Regions from separate parts of the Homo sapiens genome. Here region 2 is linked to region 1. A link is a contact called in ENCODE Hi-C or POLR2A ChIA-PET data. All regions are on one chromosome and are shown on one strand. The core of a region is the stretch at or near the end of the contact, and the rest is flanking DNA. Distances in the headings are between cores, read along the strand shown. Region 1 holds the start of TIA1 (TIA1 cytotoxic granule associated RNA binding protein). Region 2 holds the start of AAK1 (AP2 associated kinase 1).

The links. A loop is a pair of places that touch in the nucleus more often than their neighbours do. ChIA-PET counts read pairs that join two places held with the same protein, here RNA polymerase II (POLR2A). Pooled maps may share reads with other maps.
Region 2: a loop to region 1 is called in a map of gastrocnemius medialis, with 5 times the contacts of the local background. The contact joins the promoter of AAK1 here to the promoter of TIA1 in region 1. A Hi-C loop is called at or near these places in 1 of 168 maps with a recorded cell type or tissue (gastrocnemius medialis), 13 of 37 single-sample maps with no recorded cell type and 14 of 50 pooled maps. POLR2A ChIA-PET finds 5 or more read pairs at or near these places in 5 of 52 experiments (CD8-positive, alpha-beta T cell, HCT116, Panc1 and 2 more).

The regions. Positions count from the first base shown.
Region 1 is chr2:70,245,647-70,251,730 of GRCh38, forward strand. It overlaps TIA1 (TIA1 cytotoxic granule associated RNA binding protein), which reads right to left and starts at 2,982. Exons shown (of 13, transcript NM_022173.4): 1 at 2,759-2,982. The coding sequence starts at 2,784. TRG-CCC2-1 (tRNA-Gly (anticodon CCC) 2-1) reads right to left here and starts at 3,415; the gene lies at 3,345-3,415. RefSeq lists enhancers at 1,748-2,563, 2,564-3,378.
Region 2 is chr2:69,639,916-69,645,999 of GRCh38, forward strand. AAK1 (AP2 associated kinase 1) reads right to left here and starts at 3,824. Exons shown (of 22, transcript NM_014911.5): 1 at 3,660-3,824; 2 at 2,963-3,359. The coding sequence starts at 3,125. It also overlaps a transcript of ANXA4 not described here. RefSeq lists a silencer at 3,573-3,902 and enhancers at 3,983-4,252, 5,008-5,610.

The DNA.
Region 1 (6,084 bases), core at 1,732-4,231:
TTATTAACTGTACCTTGAATACTCCTCAAAATAATCTTGCAGTATAAACTTTCGGGAAGTTTGTCTCAGAATATGATTCCAAAGTATTGGTGACAAGAAATCAAATACTGGTATTCTCTAACTTAACATGGAGATGCCGAACACTCAGATGTAGCAAATGAAGGAATTTCCAGTGAGCCATTTAGGTATGTGGGTGATAAAAATTCAGACTCTATTTTATCCTCAAGAAAGAGTAAAATCTTAATTCACTGCTTGAAATTCTACCAGATTTTTTTTTTTTTTTTTTTTTTTTTTGAGATGGAGCCTCCCTCCTGTTGCACAGGCTGGAGTGCAATGGCGCAACCTCGGCTCACTGCAACCTCCACCTCCCGGGTTCAAGCGATTCTCCTTCCTCAGCCTCCCGAGTAGCTGGGATTACAGGCATGCGCCACCATGCTCAGTTAATTTTTGTATTTGTAGTAGAGACAGGGTTTCGCCATGTTGGCCAGGCTGGTCTTGAACTCCTGCCCTCAAGTGATCCACCCTCCTCAGCCCCCCAAAGTGTTAGGATTATAGGCGTGAGCCACTGTGCCCAGCCAATTATACCAGTTTCTTAAACAAATGTATTGATTACTTACCATGGACCACACTAAGAACATATATTGAGAGGCTGTGTTTTTAATGTGCTAAGAACTCTGCTAAGAACATATATTAAAAGCCTCTGACTTCCAGGGTCATTAAAGCAAAAATCTTACATTAAAATTAAAAACACTATTAGGAAAACTTAGGGATTAGTACCCTCATGTTTGGTCAAGGTTTGCCTGACTAGAAAAATGGGAGTTTGGGTTGAGGGAGGTAGAAACAAGAGAAGACTTTTACAGTATGACTACTTTGAGGAAGAGTTTCTTGGATGGGGTGTATTAGTGAGGGATACAAGGCAAAATAAGTAATAAATGTAATAGTTAAAAGTTGAGGACAGGCCAGGCGCAGTGGCTCACACCTGTAATCCCAGCACTCTGGGAGGCCGAGGTGTGCGGATCACCTGAGGTCAGGAGTTCGAGACCAGCTTGGCCGACATGGTGAAACCCCATCTCTACTAAAAATACAAAAATTAGCCGGGCATGGTGGTGCCCGCATGTAGTGCCAGCTACTTGGGAGGGTGAGGCAGGAGAATCATTTAAACCCAGGAGGTGGAGGTTGCAGTGAGCCGAAATCGCATCACTGCACTCTAGCCTTGCAGCCTGGGTGACAAAGTGAGACTCCATCTCAAAAAATTAAAAAGTAAAAACAAAATTAAAAAGTTAAAAAGTTAAGTGGTCAGATACTTCTGCAGTTTCTAAAATTAAACATTTTCAAACTAATACTGAGAATATTAAGTTTACATTATAAAACACGAGCAGTGCCTTAACCCAAAATGCTGATGACTGTCATAGCTAAGAGGCAAGAGGGAAGAGATTCCACCAACACCGTGAGGCTAGTAGTTTTTTAGGGAGTATTCATCTACAGATACAATCTTTCCTAAAACAAAGGTCATGCACTAATTGCTACGTCCTACTGAAAAGATACTTTCTGAGCCTCAGGAATAGAGAAAAGAAATTTCAAGGTTACTAACAGATTAACTGACAATCTATTAAGAAAACAAGTGTAACCACATTTCCAATATAGACAAGAAATAGCAACTTAAAAGTGGAAAAATTTTGGAGGTAAAAAAACAATTACATCGTACTTCAGAGCAACTTTATTAGAGAGCTGCAAAGAGAAACCTAAAATTGCATTTTTAATGCATGGAGCTCTCAAACTGCCAGTATTCCAAGAATATAAACAAAAAGCTATGTCATCCAAGAAAAACAAAAAGCTATGTCAAGAACTCATTGAGCTTTTCTTCTTCCGAGAAATGCCAACAAAGGCAGGATCAACTCATCCGATAATACCTCGAAAAACAAAGAACGCAGTTGGGGAAGCCACACGACAAAGAAAATATCCACGCTCCGGTAATTTAACGCTATCTCTAAAAATTCTCTGTAAATATGTTAGGGCATTTACAGCCCGCTCGTTCAACACCATGTCAATCACAACAGTAGTAAACGACTATAAAAATAATATTAAATCCATTTCCCCTCAATTGATATATTCCTTCTGGGTGAGATTTCCAAATCCTTGGGGTGTCTGGTTAGGCTTTTTGGTCGGTGGGTGCTACAGAAGGAAAGCCAGAGGTTAAAGAAAAATGCTTGGCTTTTTTCCAATTGGCAACTGCAAGAATAAAGTTTACTGCACTGAAAATGAGTACAAGCACCCTCGAGGAGGAAAAAAAATCTTATCACCGAGAAGAAAATGAAAGGAAGAATTTCAGTAGGAAATCAAAAGTAAAATTAAAGGGAGACGGCTGTAAAGATAAGAAGAGGTTAATCAAAAAGGGGGAGAAGCGGGAAAAGGAAAGAAAGCATAGGACAAAAGGAAGGTTCGACGAGTTCTAAAAAGAGGTCTGAATTAAAGTCTTTTCTCCAGGTCTAAGACCACAGAGGGCCCGTGGCGAGAGCAAAGGTCATGCAATGGTGTTGCTAAAGTGAAGGGATTAATTGAGAGGGTTGAGCCCCGTCTCCCTTCACCTCGTCCTCACAGATTGGGTCTTGGTTGTAAGCATCCAGGTGCATGCTAAGGAAACAAAAACCACGATATCGCGGTGTCCACGGAGAACAATAGGCTGGGAGCGGCGCAGGGCCGAGGCCTTCCCTCCGGGACGACCACCATCCCGCCTCCCTCATCGCTGCCCCAGACTCACAGAGTCTTGGGCATCTCGTCCTCCATGGCTGCTGCTGTCGCGGCGGCGCCTCCAGGTCCAGCTCCCTGCCCTTCACTACCTCCCAAATCGTTTAAGCGGTTATGGCTACAGGATAGTGGGGTTTCTCGGCTGACCAGAGGTTACTCCGCCTCCTCCTCCGGCGGCAATTACACTAAACCGCCCGGCCCAGCGGGAACAATGAAACCCCAATACAAGATGGCGGCGAGCCGGGAGCCTAGGAGCAGCCAGCAAAGTTACCCGGGCCGCGCAGGCGCAGAATAATCTTGCACTCTCAACCTCCGGGCCGCCCGGCTACACCTTAATCCATAGGTTCACTTGTTGCGCAGCCGCTCTTCCACCCGACGCGAGGGACGCCTCAGACTGCGCAGGCGCAAGTATTAACTACTTCACGATTTGCGTGAACTTTTTTGTCTTCTGGCTGCGGATTCGAGTGTTTCGACCGCGAATTATGAGGGAGTGGAAACCTTCAGGGACAGTAAAAAGCCTAAATCTTTCCTCTTTTGGAAAGATATATAAAGACTCTTCAAGCTATCTGGTTTTTAGCGAGCGAGAAGCAAAACGCCTATGCGCCGCCCGGGAATCGAACCCGGGTCGCAAGAATGGGAATCTTGCATGATACCACTACACCAGCGGCGCTGTTGACATGCCCAGCCGCCACAGTATTTTAGGAGGAAATAGAAGCAGACGTTCTCTCATGTGAAAAGAATTGTCATGTATTATTTATTCATTTAAAAGTAAAAGTTTATTGACAGTCTGTAATCTTCTGTTTTCCAATAACATAAATAATTTATCTTTTCTCATCCCAAACATAGGAATGGATGTTTCAACTTTCTCTGTACAGAAAAAAAATTTCAATTTAAAATGTTTACTTAAGAAATAAGAAAAAAGAAAAAAAGTTTTACTTAAAAAAGTAAGGATTTTATTAAGAATTTGCGTCGTTGGTGCTAGCCAGATTTTTCAGCGCGGGGAGGATATTTCCAGATGCCAGATTTTTATTTATATTTGCATTTCTTCCGTGTATTGATTGCACATTGAAAAGCATTTAAGAAATAGCTGTTTAGGCCGGGGGCAGTGGCTCACGCCTGTTATTCCAGCACTTTGGATGGCTGAGGCGGGCGGATCACCTGAGATCAGGAGTTCGAGACCAGCCTGACCAACATGGCGAAACCCTGTCTCTACTAAAAATACAAAAATTAGCTGGATGTGGTGGTGGGGGCCCGTAATCCCAACTACTCAGGAGGCTGAGGCAGGAGAATCCTTGAATCTGGGAGGTGGAGATTGCAGTGAGCCGAGATCTTGCCATTGCACTCCAGCCTGGGCAACAGAACGAGGATCCGTCTCAAAAAACAAACAAAGAAACAAACAAAAAACCCCAGCTATTTAATGCAAATTGGTCACAAGAATCTTAAAAGTAAACAAGTCAAAAGATACATAAACTTCAGTCCAACTTTAGGAGGCAGAGAAATTAGAGCTCTGAAATGTGATTCAGTATACTCTGTATGCATTTCACATTGCTTATTATATATATATGTCACTAAAGTAATCCTATGTCTAGGAATCTATCCTACAGAAATAAAACAATTAATTTATAAAGATTTATGTGCCAAGATACAACTGCAGCATTGTTTACAGTAGAAAAAAATGGAGTAACCTGAATATCCATCAATGCCACTTATGGTAATTTATTCAATTTACACCAAATACATGTGGAACTTTTTCTTTTTCTTTCTTTCTTTTTTTTTTTTGAGACAGTCTCGCTCTATCTCCCAGGCTGGAGTGCAGTGACACAATCTTGGCTCACTGCAACCTCTGCCTCCCAGGTTCAAGCGATTCTCCTGCCTCAGCCTCCCTAGTAGCTGGGATTACAGACGTGCGCCACCACCTAAATTAGCCTAACTAATTTTTGTATTTTAGTAGAGACAGGGTTTTGCCATGTTGGCCAGGCTGGTCTTGAACTCCTGACCTCAGGTGATCTGCCTGCCTTAGCCTCCCAAAGTGCTGAGATAACAGACGTGAGCCGCTGCCCCCAGATGGAACATTCATTTTATGGACTATTTTGCAGTTATTGAAAAGCTATTAATCAGATCTGTAGTGTTGAACTGGAAAATATCTATGATGTAAGTTTATTTAAGTTGTAGAAATATTTTTTAAACATAGGAGAATTTACACATCGAAAAACGTGATGTCGGCTGAGCGGGGCGGCTCACGCCTGTAATCCCAGTCTTTGGGAGACCGAGGCAGGCAGATCACTAGAGCTCAGGAGTTCAAGACCAGCGTGGCCAACATGGAGAAACCCCGTCTCTACTTTAAAATACAAAAATTAGCCAGATGTGGCGGCACATGTCTGTAATCCCGGCTACTCGGGAGGCTGAGGTAGGAGGAGAATCACTTGAACCCGGGAGTCGGAGGTTGCAGTGAGCCCCTGGGCCACAGAGCAAGACTCCTCAAAAACAAAACAAAACACCAAAAAAACAAAAACGTGATGTCCTCTTTAAAGTAGTTTCTTCAGACTGTATACATTCTGGATTTTTCATTTTTGGAATTGTCTTTAGAGTCTCTGACACATTCTTCAGATTATTTTCAAAGATATCAAGTACTAGTCTTTTGATGGTGAATAAAACAAATGTTAATGGGGATGGTGTTTTAAAAACACCTTTTTGGGACATCCATATAAAGTGTTTTTCAGTTTAATGGTTTTTAGTTTATTCACAGAGGTGTGTGTGCAACAATCACCACAATCAATTTTATAACATTTTCTTCACCTCAAAAAGGAAACCCGTAGCAATTAGCAGACACTCCCTGTCCCTCATCCCATTCCATGTCCCAGCCACTAGTCTTTCTGCCCCTATAGATTTGCCTATTCTAGACATTTCATATAAATGGAAGCATGTAATATATGGTTTCTTGTAACTGACTTATTTCACTTAACATTATGCTTTTCAGGGTCATCTATGTTGTAACGTGTATCGGTACTTCATTCCTTTTTATTCCCAAATAAAACTCCATTATATGGATATTGCACAAGTACTTTTTTTAAAGTAGTTTTTAAGTTACAAAAGTACAACGTGCTTAGTGTTACAAATGAAATGAAATGGATACATAAGGAAAATATTAAAAATGTATCTTCTTCCTCCTTTTGAGGTAAGTAATATTAATAGATTCATCTGTAATATTCCACATTTTACTCTATACAGATGCACATGTATACACTTGGGATTTTTAGGGTTTTTTTTTTTGTTTTTTGTTTTTTTTTTACAGAGTGTCACCCAGAGTGACAGTGTCTTGGCTCACTGTGAACTCTGTCT
Region 2 (6,084 bases), core at 2,574-5,073, 600 kb before region 1:
GCAAAGAACATCTGGCTCTGTCCCCTAACAATGGGGGAAAGGAATTGCTTCAGATTGCTGCAGCTCAACTAGCTTTCACATTGCTCCCACTCCCCTTTAACACACACACACACACACACACACACACACACACACACACTCTCTCTCTCTCTCTCTCTCTCTCTCCCCCCCCACATATATACATATGATGTATAACGTTGCTGGTAAGTAATGGCTACCATTTATTGAACACCTGAAAATGTTAATTATATATATTGCCTCATTTAATCTTCATGACCAGCCCATTAAGCAGTGGTTCTCAAACTTGACCTTGCGTCAGAATCTCTCCAGGAACTTATTAAGCCCCACACCCACAGCCTACAGAGTGAGGCCTGAGAATCTCCATTTCCAACAAGCTCGCAGGTGATAAGTATGCCCCACTTTGAGAACCACTGCCACAGGGAAACAGAGATTCAAGAGTGGTTTGGAATGTCTTGCCTACAGTTCCACAGCTAGTAAAGAACAGATCCAGAATTTGAACCTAGATCTGTCTGACTCTACAGACAGTGCTGGTAACCATGCTACTGTATGTGTGAATGTATGCCTCATCTTCCCAAATTCATTGGCAGATCCTTAAAGGCAGATGTCAATCACACTATAGACCTCCCTCATCCATCTCAGAACTTCATAGGGTCTTTGGACTTGGTAGGTGCTACATAAATACTTTGTATACTGGCTCCTACATATCTACATACTTCTAAGAGCCACAAATTCAAACTCAACTTAAGCCAAAGAACACAAAAAGGGCGCATAGCCAGACCCAGTTTTACGTGACATTCTCTCTCGCTACTCTGTCTTTGCCCATGGTGCCACCACACTAACTCCTACTCACTCTTCAGTCACTTCCTTCAGAAATCCTGGGCTCCCTAAAACTGGGGGCCACTGCACCCTAAGTTTATCTCTATGATGGCATTTACCAATCCACTATAACTGGCTATTTTCCATCTCTTAAAGCAGTTGGTAAAAGCTAGCATCTAGTTTAACAGTATACCCCCAGAGCCTAGCACAGCACCTGGCACTTCACAGGCAACTCCATAAACTGTTGAATGAATAAATGCAGAGCTACAAGTCCTAAATTCTGTGTAAAAATATCACAATACGTGATGCGCAGTTCTCAAAGATGAATCCCAGAGAAGAGGAAGGCAGCCTAGGTAACAAAGACCAATTTTGCCTTTTCTTTTCCCTATCACTTCTCTCACACTTGGAGAACATGCACCGCTTAGGGCAGCATCATCCGTGATGAGACAACATCCTAGCTGAACAAAACGCTCGTGGGCTATAAGGTCAGCAGAGGCCATTCAGAGGGGAGGAAAGTGTTCTGTGGCCCTTCGTTTCTCCTGATTTCTCTCTGACACACTCTCCTTTTCACTGTTTCTCCACCCCACTGCAGTTAAGGGCTTTGGCACAGGGATGAAAGAGACAGATCAGACTCAAGGGTGCGGATCTGGCAGCGGGCACAGAAGCATCTCCTAGCCTGCACCAAAGTCCACGGGAAAGATCCAAGGGGACAGTGACTCTGGCCCCAGATAAAGCGCAGCTAGAACAGTACTGAGATTGGAAGAGCAATAATTTCACATGGACATTAACTGTCAGAGATCTTTTTTAAAAATCATGTTTTTAAAGTACAGACTTCAACTCTATTCCCAGAAAACTGGGCCCTGCTGAATCCAGTGCTTACACAAGCTGAGAGCCAAACACAGCTTCTTCCTCTTCCAAACCCACCCACCAGCCCGCAACATCCACCATGGTAAGCATTTCCCAGGCCCAGGTCAGGACCCTTGCTTCAACTTTAGCTTGCAAAAGGCCCCTTTTTAAAGAGGCCTCTTAGCTTTCTCTCTTCCCTTGCTAATAAAACTGTTCCCTACCATCACCATGTTGCAGTAAGAGAGACCTCTCCCTTCTTCCAACCCCTCTCGGTCTATAACACAACCTACAGCAGGTTGGCCCCATCCAATCAGTCTGAATTGCTTCATGCCAAGGAAATTGCTGCTTTTATTAAAAATAAAAGCACACTAGGCAGGCGAAGGGCTGTGAAAAGTATGAGTCTGGCATAATTATGAAGGTCGAGGTTAAGGTTACCAAAAGAGACATGCAAAGATTTCCCGAAAGCCTGGGGGAATCAAGATGTATATCTACGTGAGTATAGACACACAGATGAAACACAGAGGGAATTTATGCAGCAGATCTAAATAACATCCTCTCTGATAGCGAAAAAACAAAATCAGAGCCACTCTCAAGTAATTTTTCTTTTGATTAAAAAAACAAAAAACAAAACCTAAAGCGAGAAGGAAGAGGGGCCTACTAGACTGAGTTCAAAATAACCACATTTGTTTTATGTAATTTCTGTTATCTTTGCTATAACCTGGGGACCTGATTACAGTTGGGTCAGGAAACAAATCTACTAGTGAAATCCACCAAGAGCCTTGGCCCTTGGAAAAACACGTTCACGTTCTCCGAAAATCCTCTCTTCCTTCCAATGCCTGCTCATGGAAGTGGGAAAGTTGGGTAGGAGAAGGAGAAACCCCTCTCTTCTTAAAAGTCCCCCCACCCTTCAGCCTTCACATCAAGATTTTAAGTTTTAGGAGGATGACAAGCCCATCACCCTGCCTTTGGCATAAAGCTTTACACTTTCACACATACGTTTTCTTGTGTGATCCTCAAAATTTGGCTTCTCAATATTAAAAAAATAAAAATAAAAGGCCACTAACGTAAACAATTTCGGCAACCTCCCCACACCCCCATAAGCCCAGTCACTTTCAAATCTCAATTTTAAATCTCTCAAGGACAATGACTCACAGGGCAAGTGAAGGGGGAAGGGAGGGTCAACTGGTCAAAGCCCATTCATACATGCAACAACTAGAAACCACAGTATTGCCGCATCAGCACAAGATTTTAATTTACGGCGCATTGAGCCCCACCGTACCTTCCGCCAACACCTCGTCCACTGTGACCTGCTGTCGCCCGATGCCGAAGACTCTTCCGATGTAGCCACTGCCCAGGCCCGAGGTGCTGCCCCCTCCTCCGCTGGAGCCGGAGCCCAGGCCAGAGCCGCCCTGCTCTCGCCGGGAGTCGAAAAACTTCTTCATCTTGCGAATAGGGAGCAGCAAAGCAAAATACCGATGGTTTCTAGATTTTTTTTTTTTTTTTTTTTTTTTAAGAAAAGAGATCCAAGGATTTCTTCTCAGATTTCACCTCGGAGAGGAGCCACCCGAATCCGGCCGTGGGGGTGGGGGCTGAGGGAGGATGCCTATAGGAATATGCGTGTCAATCGCGCAGCGGGTCCCCTCCTCCTCCAGAAAGCGATTCGTGTAAGTTTAAACCTGTGATGACAGAGGAAGAAAGAGAGGATGAATCAGTAACACGCTTAAAAATTCAACCGCTGAGTCCTAGGGGGAGCAAAAGCCATCATCCTGGGGAAACGCTTCATGTATTTTCCCGGCGAGAAAAACCGTGGGGCTGAAAACGCGACCCCGGCCCCAGAACCCGGGACCCCCGAGCCGGGAGCTCGGAGAAAGGAGGGATCCGAGCTGCTCCGGCAGCGCCGACCCTCCCGGGCACTGCCTCCCGCTCCTCCCGGGTCTCCCCGCCGCCCCTCGAGGCGGCATCCTGGCAGCACCCACTTGAGACGGCTCGGCGGCCGGCGCCCTGCTACCAGCCCCGCGACATTGTCACGGCCGCCGGGCCGGCCTGCGACGCAGAGAAGAGGCGGCGCTGCAGCGAGAGCCGGGGCCGCGCTCGGCTCCCGCCCGCCCGCCAGCTGATCCCGGGAGCGCCGGGCGGAGACTGACCCGCCGCCCCTCCCCCGCGCGCGCTCCCGCCCGGCTCCATCCACCCAACCAGGAAGTGAACCGCCGCCGGAAGTGCCCCTCGGGGCGGCGCGGCGAGGGACCGGGGCCTCTCCTGCAACCGCCGTTCTGTCGCCACGGATGGGAAGGAGTCGACCGCGAGAAGAGGACTGGGGGAAGAGGGTCTCAGTGCAGACAGAGTTCTGGAAAAGACTGTTGATATCACCCGAGCCGCAGGGCAAGCTGGGAAAGGTAGCTCGGCACAGTCCGGCTGCTGGACTACAAATCCCAGCATACTCCTGGAGGAGAGGGCGAGGCGGCAGCCGTGTGGCCTCCACGGCCTCGAAGGAGATTTGTGGGGTGGCGCGTATGTGGGGACTCGGCAATTTAAACACATCCCGTGAAGAAACTGCCAACAACTAAGTTCCCCCCCCCCCCCCCCCGCTGTATGTTCCACCCTTCTGGAGCCATCTTATTTGCGGCCTGGCCTCCTGGCACAAGGGATTCTGGAGGTTGTGGTTTCCGAACGGATCGAGACTGACACCTGAAGGACGCGGCTTAACCGCTTAGCCCCTAGCGGGTCCTGTGGGTTTCCCGACGTCTCCTGGGCTGAAATGGAAGCGAGAAGTGATCGGGAACATTGTGCTGGCAGTTGGATCCGGCTGCACCGAGCGCCAGCCTTGAAATAAGTAAAACCGATGCCCTTCCGCCCCTAACCTCAAAAGCTGCTTTTGCGTCTCGATGTTATTGAGAGCCGGCTCTGCGGTCAGCTCTGAGCTAGGCGCTGTGAGAACGCTCAGTAAGACAGTGTCTCGTCTGGAAATGTACAGGCGAGATTCAAACCGAGAAACTGCCAAAGGTTGTGTGCAGGGCAGATCCTAGGATACCGGAGACCCAGCCCGTTGGCTTGACCTCAAAACTCGGGGGCTTTTCGGCCCATGCTGTCCCTTAATTCCTCCTCCTTTGCTGACGCTGTGGGTGCGCATCAAAGCCTAAACTTCACTAGCTCCCTTGCACACAAGAACACTAACCCTAACCTGACCAGTTATTTATTTTTCACTTCAAGATTCTTCCATTGATACTTACGTTTCCCTGATACCGTCCAAGTGCTGAGGGCGGGGATGGACTGTGTGATTTGCATCTGCCAAATGCAGAAAATTTGGAAGGTCAGTTGGTACACTTTTCCGACCTAGATTTCCTGATGGATGATGCTGAAGAGTGGCAAGTTGCTGCCAAAAACAAACAAAAAAACCTACCATGATTTATTAATATTATTTTTCTAACCCCTGAATATGGGTTATTGTTCATCTCTGCCCGCTTTCCCCACTCCCTAGTGCTTGTCTCAGAATTTTTTTTTCAGCGGGTATTTGAGTAGAGAAGGGTGTCCCAGGGAAAAAAATGGTTCTTGCTTTCTCTAATCTGAATATTGAGCTGAGCTGTGACTGGGTTAACAGTAGCGTTTGTTGTTGCTGCTGCTGCAGCTTGTTTCAAGTAGTGCCATTGTAATTAAACTCCGTGAAGAGATAGCATCTTTTCTTCCGGAGAGAGTCAGTGTTGTCACCTCAGTTCACGAATTCATGTAGCCACCTCCAGGGTGAAATGCAGCCCCTATTCCCTCAAACTAAGCCCACGAAGGCATGTTCTCTGCACTTTCCTTAAAAGGCCAGATTTTTGTCTGAGGAAGTTTGAAGCAGATCTTAAAATAGATGAGAAAGCTCATTTGGAATTAGACTCATTGACCCCCATTTCTCTCAGCACTTATTTGTCTTGACTGACTTTTTTAAACAAGCTGTGCTAGGTCCTAAAATCAATCTGATGCTATCTCAGTTTTTACCTTTCTAGACTTCTCTGGTACCAGACTAGTCCAGGCTTACACAAATCTCAAGTCTTACTTCAGTGATACAAAAACTCCCAATATGCTTAAGGTAGCTAACATGCATTTATTTAACACCCACGTGAATGCTCTGATCAGAAGCTGAGGGAAGAGGTTTAAAAAACAAAAAACATGACTAGATTCCTTGCCCTCCATTCCCTCACAGACTAATAGCAATTATAATGACAAATCCACAGTTTTTCATGCTTTACATATATTAAGTATATAATGCTCACAACCACCCTATGAAGTAAAGTACCATTATTATACTCATTTTATAGGTGGGTAAGTAAAGCAAAGAGATTAGTGACTTGCCCAAAGTCACACAGTAAATAGCAAAGCCAGGATTCAAACCCAAACATTTTAGTTTCAAAGCCCAGTTCTTAC